Regions from separate parts of the Homo sapiens genome. Here region 2 is linked to region 1. A link is an interaction called in ENCODE POLR2A ChIA-PET data of the cell type or tissue named here. Cell type or tissue: MCF 10A. All regions are shown on one strand. Each heading gives the region's core, and the rest is flanking DNA. Links, peaks and the distances in the headings are about the cores only. Region 1 overlaps RNF17 (ring finger protein 17). Region 2 overlaps CPAP (centrosome assembly and centriole elongation protein).

Region 1 (4,404 bases), core at 327-4,326:
GAGCCCTTTGGTATCCTTTACTTAGACATAAATGTTTAGGCTTTATTTTAGAAATTCTGGTAGGTATATACCTACTAGATGTATTTATATGAAATGTAAATGTATTTATATGAAACAGGATGAGTAGCAAATAAATAATTGAACAGTATTTACGTTTAAAGATCCTTTCGGGTTCTATGTTTGGAGTTTAAGCACCTTTGGTCCAGGGACAGGATCAGGATATGGTTGTGGCTCTAGCTTAATCTTTTCTCTCTCTCTCTTTTTTTTTTTTTTTTTTCTGAGACGGAGTCTGGCTCTGTCACCCAGGCTGGAGTGCAGTGGCGCAATCTCGGCTCACTGCAAGCTCCACCTCCCAGGTTCACGCCATTCTCCTGCCTCAGCCTCCTGAGTAGCTGGGACTACAGGTGGCCGCCACCTCGCCTGGCTAATTTTTTGTATTTTTAGTAGAGACGGGGTTTCACCGTGTTAGCCAGGATGGCCTCGATCTCCTGACCTCGTGATCTGCCCGCCTTGGCCTCCCAAAGTGCTGGGATTACAGGTGTGAGCCACCACGCTCGGCCTCTTTTCTCTCTCTTTCTAGAGATTTAGAGGTATGTTGGAATTGGAGACACAAGTCCCAATTAGCCACTTTGTACCATATATGGCCAGATCTCCGTAGATGTGTTTGCCTTAACTTATATCTTACCTTCTTTAGAACAGGGATCCCAGTCCTGATGAAATGGAAAGAGAATTAGAAGTCAGAAAGAAAGTGGGACATGAGGCTAGATATGGGAGATGTGGCCTGGATTGCCCGGGCTTTGGCATACAGCTAATTGCTTTGCCTTTAGGCTAAGGCAATTCCTTGATAGAAGAAATGTTAGAATGGAAAATGCTAGGCAAGTTAATACTACTGACATTGTCTGCTACCAGTTGTAATGTTCTTTACTGCTTTTACAGACTAAAACTACTAGCTATCTTAAGGCGGCGGTGGGTTGGGGGACTAGCAGGGTATTTGAGGAATTATGTGGCTTTTTCATAAATGCTTTATTTCCATTGATTGATTGATTGATTGATTGAGACAGAGTCTCATTCTGTTGCCCAGGCTTGAGTGCAGTGCTGTGATCTCAGCTCACTGCAATCTCTGGCTCCTGGGTTCAAGCGATTCTCGCACCTCAGCCTCCCAAGTAGCTGGGATTATAGGCATGCGCCACCATGCCTGGCTAATTTTTCTATTTGTAGTAGAGACAGGGTTTCATCATGTTGGCCAGGCTGATCTCGAACTCCTGACCTCAGGTGATCTTCCTGCCTCAGTCTCCCAAAGTGCTGGGATTATAGGCGTGAGCCACCATGCCCGGCCCTTATTTCCTTTTAAAAGTACAGGAGATGAGAAGAAAAAGAAACTTGCTATAATTCCGCTAAAACACAATCAATATTAATATTTCCTCCTAAGATTTTATTTTTTTATACAGTAGGGATACCTATTTTTTTTAATTGGAAGGGAATAATATAAAGTAGAAAAACTGAGTAAATATAGCATATTACCACTTAGGTAATATATGAATATGGTATATTCATATATACGGATAGTACCTTATTGTTTTTTAAGAGACTCATGTTTTCTTTGTATTTTTGGATGCTAATAGCTTGCCAGATGTCTGTTCTATGTGTGGACTAAATTGAAATCATCTTAAAGGTGTTGTATCTTCTAGTAACATTGAATTCATTGTACAATGCTTGAGATATACATATGAAATTTTAAGAGAGCATAGTCTGTAAATATAGAAATTTAAAACATTTACTTAAATTTTTATTGCTTTTTCTCATCAGTCTCATAATTTAAAGTAGTTTTAATTTTAACTGATGCTAATTTTTATGTAACAAATTAGAGCAAATATTTTCTTTCAATTTCATGTATATCTGAATGATTCTTTTTATGTTGTTTTACCCAGAATTTTATATTTGCTTATGTTTAGATGTGTTCTTTTTTGGATGTTACAGAATTAATAACTTAGATAACAGCCATTCATTATCTGAGAAGTCTCTGGAAGTCCCCCTGGAACAGGAAGATTCAGTAGTTACTAACTGTATTAAAACTAACTTTGACCCTGACAAGAAAACTGCTGACATAATCAGTGAACAGAAAGTGTCTGAATTTCAGGAGAAAATTCTAGAACCAAGAACCACTAGAGGGTATAAGCCACCAGCTATTCCTAACATGAACGTATTTGAGGCAACAGTCAGCTGTGTTGGTGATGATGGAACTATATTTGTAGTACCTAAACTATCAGGTGAGACCTTCTATGTTATGTAGGCTCTAGTTCTCTAGTACGAACGACAGGGATTGAAATACTTTGGGCAACCTCTTTGAACGTTATTTTCACAAGGTTGTTAGGAGGATTAAATGATTTCACACAATGCATGCAAAGTGCTTTTAATAATGCCTAACATAAAAATCATTTAATGCAGTTTTTCATTATTCTAACATAGCAGTGTTATATAATTATATTATGTGAGTGCTATTCTCAGTATAAGAAGAAAGGAATTTGGAATTTCCATTTCCACTACTATGGCAGATGAACAACCCTCCCAAATAAGTCAGATCAGATGCCAATTTTTTTTTTTAATGAACACTTACTGAGTTGGCATTAAAGTAAAGAACATACCAAGCTCCAAAACAAACTGAAATCACACACTGGGAGGTAAGCATGTGCCAAAGAAGGCAATCACTCTAGAGTTGCTTCATAACTATAGAACCTTGAGCAACTGTGATAACTACATGAAGTTAAAGAAAAAGGAAATAAAGGTCCAGGCCCCTTTACTCAAAGTGGGAAATCTAATAGGAATTCCTCATGTGAAGATGGGATCCCAAAGGATGACTCCCACAATGGGTCAATGTGCTGATCACATTAAAAATCACTAAAAGTAGAGTTCAAATGAATTTTTTGAAGTTACTATAAAATGTTATTTATGTGAAAGAGTATAAAATGTATTATTTAAATAACAACATTAAGATGAGTAGCCACATACACATTGCCCATGATAAGAAGCAGCATCGCCAGAACCTAAGCAGACTTGTGTTGCCCCACTTGATCACGTCTCCTGTTTTGCCACCCCAGATACAGCCACTTTTCTGAATTAGCTAATTATCATTTCCTGTGTGCGTCACTAAACAAATTTTTTAGGTTTTCCATCTTTCAAACTTTATGTAACCAGAACCATAATGTACATATTCTTTTGTGACTTTTCATCAAACTGTTCGAGATTTGTCCACCTTGGCGCATTTCACTATATTTCATTCATTTTTTAAATGAATTAATAGCATTTCCATGAATGATTATGTCTCGGTATCTGTTCTATTGATAGACACATGTGTTTCTAGATTTTCTGTGATTACAAAAAATCCTACTATGAACATTCTTGTACCTGTCTCTTGTTACACAAGCAGAATTTTTCTAGGGCACATAATCTAGTGAACAGAATTGGTAATCATTGGCCAGGCACGGTGGCTCATGCCTGTCATCCCAGCACTTTGGGAGACCGAGGTGGGTGGATCACAAGGTCAGGAGTTTGAGACCAGCCTGGCCAACATGGTGAAACCCCATCTCTACTAAAAATACAAAAATTAGCTGGACATGGTGGCACGAACCTGTAATCCCAGCTACTCAGGAGGCTGAGGCAGGAGAATCATTTGAACCCGGGAGGCAGAGGTTGCAGTGAGCCCAGATCGTGCCACTGCTTTCCAGCCTGGACAATAGAGTGAGTGAGACTCCATTAAAAAAAAAAAAAATTGGTGGATAATTTCTAGGTAATGTCAAATTGTTTTTCAAAGTTGTTTATAACAGTTTACACTCATCACTACCAGTGCATGAAGAGTCTTGTTACCCCACATCCTTGCTAACACTTAATAAGGTCAGATTAAGTTCTACCTATCCTAGTGGATGTGAAATTGTCTCTCACTATGGCTTTAGTTAGCATTTCCTTGACTTCTTATGGCGTAAACATCATTTCTTCTATTTGAGTCGTTTGTATTTCTGTGTTTTTGGAATGCCTATCCATGTCTTCGCTCACTTTCCATTAAGTCATTGCTTTCTGATTCATAGTTCTTAATATATCCTGAACACTTATCCCTTCTTGGTTTTATGTGTTCCAGGTATCTTCTCTTAGTTTCTTACTTGTCTTTTCAGTGTCTTTTGGGAGTTTCTGGATGAACAGAAGGTCTTAATGTAATTTTATCAATCTTCTTTGTTTTTTGGTTTTGTATCTCGTTTTAAATCCTTTCTTGGGCCAGGCGCAGTGGCTCATGCCTGTAATCCCAGCACTTTTGAGAGGCCTAGGTGGGTGGATCACAAAGTCAGGAGTTTCAGACCAGCCTGGCCAATGTGGTGAAACCCCATCTCTACTAAAAATACAAAAATTAGCTGGGCG
Region 2 (4,404 bases), core at 266-4,265, 52 kb after region 1:
TACACTAACTAGCCAAAGTACCACTTGAAGGTACCATAGCTCCAAACTGTTTTTCAAATTTTAATTTATGATCTCTCCACTAAGAAAAATTCCCCTTTGTACACATCATTGACTACCCTGGGTCATTTTATTCAGTAAAAAAAACTTATATGATACAGATTTCACCTCCTTTTCAATTATATTTGTTTGACTGATTTAAATTGTTTCAGACTGTTTATAGATGGTCTTAAAGGTATAACTGAGTCACTGCATATTTTTTCCCAACTTACAGACCCAAACGTACCTGAGTTTTTCCAAGGCACTTTCTCGTTCAATGCGAAGTTTAGCTAAAGATGCGTTCTCAGCTTTAAACTTTTCTATTTCTGTTTCCAATTCAATAATTTTCTCTCTCAAAACCTGGGATCGAGCATTGTCACCTATGAAATAGGCCATAAATACTGAACTTCAAAAAAGGCATTACTGCAGCAAAAACACTAGCTAGCTAGTAACACTAAGAGCCAAGAATATGGCAAACATCTGTGCTATTAAAATGCATTAGAAACAATGCTTCAAACATGAAAAGGAAAAAAAATTAAACCTAACTTTCCTGAGGAAATCAGTGGGAATTTATGGAAGAATTAATCTACCTCAAAAGAGTATCGACCTGACAAGGAATCAACATGATACATAAAAAGAAATCATTCAAATCAATTTTTCAAAGACGAATATATATAAATAGCTTAAGAATAAGTAATCCACAAGAGATCTGAAGAGCTAATCAACACCAAAATCAAAGTTTACCCCTACTATTAATCAAATAAATGCAAATTGTTTTCCCTTTATCAAATTTGCTATTTAAAATGTAAAATAGCCAGTGCTTCTGTCCTTCAAGCATTTTTATCAATTAGTACTTTTTTAGAAACTAAATGTGATCCACAAGGCTAAAGAAATGAGCTAAGTTATACAACTCTGTCATATTAAAACTACATAGAAAAAATGACTGGAATGAAATATCCCAAAATGGCATAGCAGTTACTTTTGGGTAGTTAAGTTGTAAATATTTTTGCTTCTATGCTTTTTAAGCTTCCAAACTTTGTACAAAAAAATTACTTTTAAAATCAGAATTTTTGAAAATTAACGTTATAATTTCTATTTTAATTTCTATTTTAAAGCACCTATGCTCTGCTAGTTTATAATATAATATAATGGAAAGGAATCTTTCAGGGTGAGTTTAAAAAGTCCGTTACATCAACAGAAATACTACACATCCGTTAAATGGAATGAGGTAGGTGTGTACATGCGTTAGAACAATCTTCAAAATTTATCATAAGCAAGGTGCAGGACAGTATACAAAAAGAGTCTTTTCATTTGTATAGAAAGGTAATTATATACAAACTGACACATATGCTTTTATATGCACGGACTCTTTAGAATACACAAACGAAATGGTAATACTGGTACCTCTAGGAAGGGGTACTTGAACCAGGTCTGGGGAAGAAAGGAAACGTAGAAGCTTTGATGTTATCTCACTTTATTAAAAACTAATTAATTTTAAAGCCTCATATAGACCCATAAAATAAATCAAATTTTTACAAATCACCCATTAATTTGACTTAATTCTATTGAGCAATAAGGAAAGTTAGGATTTTAAGCATTCTGACAGCATACTGATTAATGTTAAATTTCTAACATTCTGATACATATTTTATAATGCTCTGACTCACCAGGTGGTTGGTCTTGACTTATGTTTAACTTGAGTTCATTTCCCAAGTGTGAATCTGACTTTGGTTTTGGTTTCAAAGAAGGAAAGAATTTCATCATCAGCTCCGATGTAGGAGGACTTCTGCTCCTCCTGGACTTGCTCAAGTCTTCTCCCCTCTTGACTGGTGCAATCTTCCTTTTTATTGTTTTGTCCAGGATACCTATTTCATTATTAGGGTAGCATGTCTGCGGCGTCCCATAAGTGGATTCATTCCCAAGAACAACATCATGGTTACACAAATTCTCTTCAAGGTCAGTCCAAGTTCTTTCATCATCAAAGTCCATTTTACTCAGACTTAGGGATGAGGATCTCGAGGGCTCAGACACTTTATGTTTTATGCTTTCCATGATAGACTCATCGCTACTGTAATCTTTATCAGACAAATCCAGATCAACATCTCTCCTTTTATCTTCTTGGGTCCTGGTGTCCTTAAAAGGCCCCTTATCATCACAGACTTGTGGGCTATCCTCTCTGCTGCTGATGCCCCTCTCTCTATCCTCAGTCGATGGTTTTATGGTAACATCAAGCTGTTCCTCAGAGTCAGTGCTACTGTCACTATTTGGAACACCTTCATCGTCACGTGCATTCCATTCAGTCTGATTTTCAGAAGTGCTCTTTTGGACGGCTTTCCTGATTTTACAAGGCTGTTCCCTCAATTCATCAGCTGAGGACAATGAATGAAGTTGTTTGGGTGCGACTTCACACTCACTCTCCTTCTCACGTGCAGTGTGGTCCAAATCCTCACTGCGGTTACAATGACTAATGGGATCTGCCGGATTTGTCTTCTGTGGCACAGCTTTGACAGGGGTGGAAGACATCCGGTGACCTTTGCAGATCTGTTGATCCCTTTCTAAGATTTTCAGTACAAATGAGGAATTACTAGAAAATGATATTTCATCAGCAGCTTGTTCTAAAAACAAAAATTCATCTAATTCCAAATTTTCCTTTTCCTTTTCTCGTTCCCAAGTCTCTAACTTTTTCTGAAGAGAAACGTCAAGAGAAGATTCAGACTCTTTCATGGTCTCCCTTATGGGGCTCTTAGCAGCCAGCCGGCTGGCCGGCCCTGTTGAAAGAGGAAGTCTGTCTTTACCTTGTGTCTTATTCCACCCTGTGCAGCCAGTATCGCAAGGTTTTGGACACTCAGTTACATTTTCTTTATTATTAGATGTGACTTTGTTTTCAAATTTGATCTGGTCTCTAAACTGCCCATCACATTTCTTCCCCGTCTGTATTTTCAATCCTGACGGAGAAAGACTTTTCCTGTTACTACACTTCAGCATTTTCGGCTTCTGACTGAGGGTGACAGAACCACTCTTGGTTCTAGCTTTACTGTCCTTTTTAAGGATAGGGTTGTCTGCACACAGCTCTTTATTTTTAAGAGCGGTTTTCCGCTGGAGTTGCTGTCTATCCATTTTAAACAGCGGCTGGTCCTCGGAAGTGCTCTGGTTAGTCACTAGTTTACTTTCTTTGCCTTTTTGAAACTTAGATTTGGCATTAGTAAATCTAGCTAAACCTTCTCCTCGTTTTAAAAATGGTTGTTTTGGTTTTGCTTTGATTGGCAATGGTCCTTCTGCTTCCTAAAATAAAAGAATAATATTTGAATTAATTTTGGTATATCCAAGTGATCTCAAAGTTATTTTTAAGGCAAATTATAGATAAATCTCTAAAGCCTTAGAATGATTTAATCAGAAGAGCACAATTGCTGACCTTCAGCTGTTTTTGCTTCAGTTCTTGCTCTTCCAACTGAATTTGTTCTTCTAAGTAATCTTCAAAGGTCTGTTTCCTTTCTCCAATAGCAGCTTTAATGGGCCTAATTAGAAACAGAAAGTTATTTAACATGCAAATCATAATGTGTGAATATTTTACACTTAGTGTGCCTGGTATAGAAACCCTTGACAACATGGAGAACTAACTTTTCCCAAAATCAGTGCCTCCCTTTGAGAACCTAACAAAAGCCACAATCCCTCTCCACACCTTAAAATAAAGAAACATACAACACTCTTCACATGACTTTGGAGTCCTAAGAACCCTTCTGAAGTCCATCTATCGACCACAGATTAACACATGGAGTAACATATTCATCAAATAACTTTAAAATGTATTTCAAAAATAGATCACTAAATATGCATTTTTTTAATTAAGAAAGGCCCTTAATGTGAGAACAATAATCAGAAAAGTCATTTTGTCCATATTATATTAAAAATTTTGAAATAAATTTTTAAAATAATCAACTTACTTAAAATATAAAATACTTAATCTTTGCCATATTTTAAAATTCTGTAACTAAACTGATAATGCAATTATAATTGATAAGTGACACCAAATGGGAGATGTCAATACTTAATTTTTCCCTTCTCCAAAAATAGGATTTAACTATTTGAGAGAAAATTGATTTTATCCAGATGTTTCTCTTAAGTGAAAAAGCTTCGAGAATACAATGTCAAGGCAGCTTGACATATCTCCTCAACCTCTTTTGTTGTTGACAGTACATAATAGGTTGTATCTTTAACCTTAAAAGCATAGTCAAGCAAAAACCAGAAAAATATAGATCTTTCAAACAAAGAAAGTGTTCAATAATAAAGGCTAGCTATTGTACTAAATAGTCACATTTCTCACTTTCAACACGAACAATACCTTTCTTCAATATTAGCCACTTCTGAGGA

What was found. ChIA-PET counts read pairs that join two places held together with the same protein. Peaks named below come from ENCODE experiments on the same cell type or tissue, not always from the same donor. Only the 100,000 strongest peaks of a DNase experiment are listed, where the experiment ranks them.
Region 2: POLR2A ChIA-PET joins it to region 1 with 5 read pairs; 2 of 35 experiments call an interaction of 5 or more read pairs at or near these places.

Annotation. Positions count from the first base shown.
Region 1 is chr13:24,851,878-24,856,281 of GRCh38, forward strand. RNF17 (ring finger protein 17) reads left to right here. Exons shown (of 36, transcript NM_031277.3): 25 at 1,978-2,267. Among named protein-coding and RNA genes, the nearest start is that of CPAP, 69 kb to the right of the region's middle. In MCF 10A, for the core only: no CTCF peak of the experiment used is centred there; a DNase peak (open chromatin) is centred at 2,674.
Region 2 is chr13:24,903,643-24,908,046 of GRCh38, forward strand. It overlaps CPAP (centrosome assembly and centriole elongation protein), which reads right to left. Exons shown (of 17, transcript NM_018451.5): 5 at 4,376-4,404; 6 at 3,449-3,551; 7 at 1,704-3,318; 8 at 284-416. Among named protein-coding and RNA genes, the nearest start is that of CPAP, 17 kb to the right of the region's middle. In MCF 10A, for the core only: no CTCF peak of the experiment used is centred there; a DNase peak (open chromatin) is centred at 1,819.